Linked DNA regions of Homo sapiens: region 1 is linked to region 2. The links are chromatin contacts, found by Hi-C or POLR2A ChIA-PET in ENCODE. All regions are on one chromosome and are shown on one strand. Each heading gives the region's core, a stretch centred on a gene start or an enhancer-like site at or near the end of the contact. The rest is flanking DNA. Distances are from core to core; before and after follow the strand shown. Region 1 has its middle 51 kb from the start of SRRM1. Region 2 holds the start of SYF2 (SYF2 pre-mRNA splicing factor).

What was found. A loop is a pair of places that touch in the nucleus more often than their neighbours do. ChIA-PET counts read pairs that join two places held with the same protein, here RNA polymerase II (POLR2A). Pooled maps may share reads with other maps.
Region 1: a loop to region 2 is called in a pooled map, with 2.9 times the contacts of the local background. The contact joins the enhancer-like site here to the promoter of SYF2 in region 2. A Hi-C loop is called at or near these places in 2 of 50 pooled maps. POLR2A ChIA-PET finds 5 or more read pairs at or near these places in 5 of 52 experiments (CD8-positive, alpha-beta memory T cell, HEK293, HEK293T and 2 more).

What each region holds. Positions count from the first base shown.
Region 1 is chr1:24,692,811-24,695,829 of GRCh38, reverse strand. No RefSeq gene overlaps it. Among named protein-coding and RNA genes, the nearest start is that of SRRM1, 51 kb to the right of the region's middle. RefSeq lists a silencer at 206-325. Within about 2 kb of position 1,396, at least 14 of the 41 ENCODE cell types and tissues checked have a DNase peak (open chromatin) inside an H3K27ac peak, as active enhancers do.
Region 2 is chr1:25,231,046-25,234,338 of GRCh38, reverse strand. SYF2 (SYF2 pre-mRNA splicing factor) reads left to right here and starts at 1,837. Exons shown (of 7, transcript NM_015484.5): 1 at 1,837-1,895; 2 at 2,128-2,235. The coding sequence starts at 1,872. LOC124903881 (a long non-coding RNA gene) reads right to left here and starts at 1,750. Exons shown (of 2, transcript XR_007065555.1): 1 at 1,660-1,750. RefSeq lists enhancers at 1,380-1,629, 814-1,727, 1,870-2,019.

The DNA.
Region 1 (3,019 bases), core at 147-2,646, 540 kb after region 2:
CCTCTCCCCAGCTGTTGCTGGGTCAGGTGCTGACAGACTTTCTCCCTGCTGAGCCCTCTGGCATGCTTGGAGCTCAGTGGTGATAATCCAGAACTTCTCTTCCCTTGGAGGGCTCTTGCATGGAGGCAGAGTTCTAGATAAGGACCTAGAGCTTTGCCCTTTCTTCCGGCCCACCCTCCTCCTTTCCTGGGGACTTAATGAAGAACACCAGGGACGGAAGTAGTCACTCTTGGGCAGGGACACTTGGCCGCCCTAATCAGCCTGCCTACTTCCTGCCCTGGCTCCTGCTCTGAGATTAAGAAAAACAACAACCTCTTAAATTTAGACAACTTCTTTGCCATACATGGGGGATGCTCACATACATGCCCTTATTAAAAATGTTTTTACCCAATCCTCACAATTTGGATGACAAATTATGATCCCCATTTTACAGATAAGGAAACTGAGGCTGAGCAAGATGAAAGATTTACCCTGGCCTTAGAATTAGTAAGTGTTCAGAGTTTGTTCGTGAACCTAAGTCTTTGTTTTTGTTTTGTTTTGCTTTGTTTTGAGACGGAATCTCGCTCTTGTTGCTTAGGCTGGAGTTCAATGGCAATGGTGTGATCTTGGCTCACTGCAACCTCTGCCTCCCGAGTTCAAGCGATTCTCCTGCCTCAGCCTCCCAAGTAGCTGGGATTACAGGCGCCCGCCACTGCGCCTGCCACCGCAACTGACAAATTTTGGTATTCTTAGTAGAGACGAGGTTTCGCAAGGTTGGCCAGGCTGGTCTCAAACTCCTGACCTCAGGTGATCCATTCGCCTCGACCTCTTGATGTGCTGGGATTACAGGCGTGAGCCACCGCATCTGCGCAAGTCTTTGGTTTTGTACTTTTTTATTCTTTATTTTTTAAAGGTCCTCTACCATTTCCAAGACATAGTCTTTCTCTGTTTCCCAGGCTGGAGTGCAGTGGCACGATCACGGCTCACTGCAACCTTGATCTCTTGGGCTCAAGCCATCCTCCCACCTCAGCCTCCTAAAATGCTGGGATTACAGGTGCATGCCACCATGCCTGGCCCCTCAAGTCTTCGGACTCCTAGCTTTCCCCTCCCTACTCCTATCCTTGAGCTCCTGTGAATGCCTAGAGGGAGTGTTATGTGATCGAAAACAGATGAGTGCTGAGATGTTCAAGCTGAATTTGAATCCCAGTTACATGGCTTACTTTTGCTGGACTAGTTACTCCACCCCTCTGGGCTTCAGTTTCCTTATCTGTAAAAGGAGATAATTATAGTAACCACCCATCAGGTTTGATGTGAGAATGACACAAAGCAGCCACATGTGAAGTACTTGGCACATAATAAGCAGAAAGCACTTAGTGAACCACAGCTGCTGTTTAATCACGGGTCCTGCTGGTGAGGCCACGTCTGTCCCGCAGCTCTCTGCACGTACCCTGTCTTGCTGCTGAGCCTCTGTTGCCTCCAGTGCCTTGCCCCGTGTCCTTGCTGGCTGCTGGGAGGATCAGATGAGATGGTGAAGGGCAAAGGGCATGAAGTATGCAGCTTTTTCTCTGCCGGGGTATGAATGACCACGCAAGACCCGGTGTGTTGGAAGTGAGGCTGCTCCTAAAATTTCATCATCTTCTCTGGACAGAAGTGAACTAAGAAAACCCCAAAGCATCCTCAGATATGTTAATACAACCTTCTGCATTCAAAAAGGAGGAAACTGTGGCCCAGAGAGGAGCAGGGACTTCCTCAAGGTCACACAGCAAGGCTGAGTGGAAGCTGGCCCAGAGCTCTTCCCACCTGGCCACATGATTCCTCTGTCTTCCTTCCCCCGAAGGGACTGACCCAGAGAGACCTGGAAATTGTTGCCCAATGTTTAAGGGCAATTACAGGATGGAAAAGCCATGTCTTAGCAGGAGTGGCCAGTGGAAGGATGAGTACCATGGTCAGGAGTCCATAGAACAATGTGGTTTTCCTGTACCCAGCATCACTGGTGGCCATGGGACAGTAGTGTGTACCCACTATGTTGCCCAGGCTTGTAGTATAAAGGACCAAGGCTGAGCATGGTGGCTCACACCTGTAATCCAGCACTTTGGAAGGCCAAGGTGGGCAGACCACCTGAGTTCAGGAGTTCGAGACCAGCCTGGCCAACATGGTGGAACCCCGTCTCTACTAAAAATACAAAAATTAGGCCGGGCTTGGTGGCTCACACCTGTAATCACAGCACTTTGGGAGGCCGAGTGGGCAGATCACGAGGTCAGGAGATTGAGACCATCCTGGCTTACACGGTTAAACCCCGTCTCTACTAAAAATACAAAAAATTAGCCAGGAGTGGCGGTGGGCACCTGTAGTCCCAGCTACTCGGAGGCTGAGGCAGGAGAATGGCGTGAACCCAGGAGGGGGAGCTTGCAGTGAGCCGAGATCGCACCACTGCACTCCAGCCTGGGCAACAGAGTGAGATTCCATCTCAAAAACAAAAACAAACAAAAAAAAAAAACAAAAAAAAAGGACCAAGGCCAAATGTGGTGGCTTACGCCTATAATGCCAGCACTTGGGGAGACTGAGGCAGGAGGATTGCTTGAGCCCAAGAATTCGAGACCAGCCTGGGCAACATGGCGAAAACCCATCTATATTAAAAATACAAAAAAATTAGCCAGATATGGTGGTGTGAGACTGTAGTCCCAACTACTTGAGACGCTGAAGTGAGAGAATCATCTGAGCCTGGGAGGTTGAGGCTGCAAGTGAGCCATGATAGCTCCACTGCACTCCAGCCTGGGTGACAAAGTGAGACCCCTTTTCAAAAAAAAAGAAAAAAAATAGGACCAAAGACTGAGAAGGTGAGAAGGGTCCACCCTTCCTCCCCTAGAGTCTGGGCCCAGCTCCCACCACTGCCCATAAAAGGAGCATAGTCAGACAAGGCAGATCTGGAGGATAAGATGAGGAAGATAAAAATCATTCTTTGAATGGTATGACTTAGAAAACCTAGGTCAAACTGGCTTCACCATAAGGGGAATTAACTGGATTCGAGGTGAGTCCTCAG
Region 2 (3,293 bases), core at 588-3,087:
GTAGTTGTTAGTGCAGAAAAAAATAATTTTCATATATTCCTCTTATATCCAGCACCTTACTTATCTTAGTAACTTTAGCACTGTTAGTAATTCTGGCATTGCCTCTCTGCTGAGCATGTAAGAGTAAACAAGATGGGTGGACTCTGCTGTTCTCCAGTAATAACGCTGATGAGAAAAATAGAAAATCAACAGACAAAAATAAAACTTATGCAATTGGAGAGAATTAAAATAGTGTCAAATGACAGTACTAAAAGTGAGACAGGGTAGTCAGGGAAGACCTGCTTCTATTTTTAAAAATTTATTTTTATGGCCAGGCACAGTGGCTCATGCCTGTAATCCCGGCACTTTGGGAGGCTGAGGTGGGCAGATCATGAGGTCAGGAGTTCGAGACCAGCCTGGCCAACATGGTGAAACCCTATCTCTACTAAAAATACAAAAATTAGCTGGGCATGGTGGCAGGCACCCGTAATCCCAGCTACTCGGGAAGCTGAGGCAGGAGAATCGTCTGAACCCGGGAGCCGGACGTTGCAGTAAGCCGAGATCGGTGCCACTGCACTCCAGCCTGGGTGATAGTGCAAGACTCTGTCTCAAAACAAAAAAACAAAAAAAAATTACTTTTATTTTTTAATTTAGAGACTGATTCTTACTTTGTTGTCCAGGCTGGTCTTGAACTCCTGGGCTCAAGCAATCCTCCCGCCTCCGCCCCGCAATGTGCTGGGATTGCAGCCATGAACCACCACACCAGGCCAAGGGCAAGACCTGCTTCTTGGAGAAAGTGACAACACCTTAAGCTCTAAATGGAAAGAACTTTCCACTCATGGGAATGAATGGCACTGCAGGTTTTTCCTGCTTACTGCAGACAAAACCAATTCACTGAAAAGTGCTACTGCAGTATACAGTTGTATTAACCTGAGGCTGGCCTCAGGGAAGAAGGGTTACCACTCAAGTAAGTTTTCCTGAAGGGTCAGCTCAGAGGTTAGGGTATTTCATAGTTTGGTGTGGGCAGGGCACTAGGGAATGGATGCTGCTGATTGGTTGGAGATGCAATCACAGGGGTGTGGACTACACTCCTCAACAGCTGAGTCCGCCTCTTGGGGGAGGAGTGGGACAGAAGAAGCGGTTGGGTCATGGGTCACGAGTCTGGGTGGGGTCAGTTAGTTGCCAGAATGCGAAAGTCTGAAAAATGCCTCAAAAGACCAATCTTAGGTGCTACGATAACGTTATCTACAGGAATAATTGGGGAAGTTACACATCCGATGTCCTCCGAAACAATGGCTGGTTATCGTTTACTACATTTTAGCAGAATTCTCCCCTCATAATCCTAACCTCCCGGTCTTTCATTAGTTTTATAAAGGCAGTTTCAGCCCCCAAACAAGGAGGGGCCCTGTTTAAGGAAGGGACTATGATCATCCTTGCTTAAAAGTTAAACTATAAATTCTCCCATGGTTAGCTTGGTTTATGCCCAGGAATGAGCGAAGACAGCCGGCCTGCGAGGCTAGAAGCAAGATGGAGTGAGCCATGTTAGATTTCTCTCACTGTCTTTGCAAAGGCGGTTTCCAGGAACAGCGTGCAGAATAGGGGGCTATCAGGCTCCTTTTGGTCATTTCTTCCTAGCCGTCCGATTCTGAGCTCTTCCCAACCCTTTTCTTGGCGACTTACCTCCCGCTGTCCTGGCCCACGCTACTTTTCGCGGCTGCGCAAGACCCTACGCAATCCAAAATATTTCATAGCTAAAAGGGTCCCAACTTCCGGAGACCTCCCGGAAGGGGCGGGGCTTATGGTAGCCCATTCGTACGTATCGGCCCGTTTGTCTGAAGGTTGACGGAAGTGCTCTATCTTGTTGCCGGAAGTGGGAAGAGAGAAAGGTTGTGATGGCGGCTATAGCTGCATCCGAGGTGAGTTCCACCCACCGTACACCGGGGGTTTTGTTGGTGAGGGTTCCGGGGAGCGGCCTGGAGAGAGGTGGAGGCGAAGTCTAGTTTCGCTTCAGGGAGGCTCAGACACTGTGGGGTCAAGTCGGCGGTGGAGGCCCTAGGCCCAGCCTGTGGGGACCGGCGGGGACTCGGCCTGGGCAGTCCTGGGAGAAGCTGAGCCGGCTCTGCCTGAAGCCAGTTCTCCTTGTCGCAGGTGCTGGTGGACAGCGCGGAGGAGGGGTCCCTCGCTGCGGCGGCGGAGCTGGCCGCTCAGAAGCGCGAACAGAGACTGCGCAAATTCCGGGAGCTGCACCTGATGCGGGTGAGTAGTCTTGGAGGCCGGCTTAGATCCGTCATCTGGCCAAGCCTGTGCGCTTTTGTAGAGGGGACGAGGAAGCCACACCACTGCGTCTGACAGACCAACAGAGCAGGATCATCTGAGAGGAAAGCTCTGTTCGGTGGTACTCAACCCTGGCAGCACATTGGGATCATTCTGAGAACATTTGAAAATATAACTGTTCACTCCAGCCCCTCTCCCACCCACATCCAATTTAATGTATCTGGGTTAGGTTTGGGAGTCTCCATTACTAACAACCTCCCTGCTCCGTGATTCCAACAAATTCTTCATTTTACCTAGGGAAATATGTAGAGCTAGAGACAGGAAGAAACTTGTCTAGTGTCAGTAAGAGACCTGGTTCACTTTAAAAAATAATAATCTTCTGTCAGAATCTGTTTGAGTGAAAAGAAAATAATCATCTGTTTTTGGGACTTCTGGGGGAAAAGAATAAAAAGAAAATAAAAAAAATGGCAAACTTTTGAAAGTCTACAGTGTGGTAGTTCAGCCAGTTGATAGGGAATCTGATGTTTAAGTGCCCTGGAGGTGCAGAGGAGGAGAGAGGAATGCAGTTTGTGGGTCTCCAGGGGGTGCCTCATGTAGTAGGTGACACCTAAACTACTGTTTGAAAGCCAGACAACTAAAGGAGTTAGAGAAAGAGATATCCAAGCAAAGGGAACAAATTCAAAGAAAGAGAATTTGTATTAGGGATAAGAGTCCAGCAAATAGCTTGCTGCAGTTGGAGCAGAGAAAGAGAAAAGCAGCCCCTGTTTCACCATGGAGTGACCTGACAGCTAGGCCATGGTTTCACAAAATCCCAAAATCACTCTGACTGTTGTAGTGAGACAAAACAAAGAAGACTTTTCAAATTACAAGAATGACCACATATTTCTTTCTTCTGACTAACACCAGTGACTGTTATTAACAAATACAGCATTAGTCTCACTCCGTTACTTCTGCCTCCTATATAAAAATGTAAGATACTGGGCCGGGTGCGGTGGCTCACGCCTGTAATCCCAGCACTTTGGGAGGCCGAGGAGGGCGGA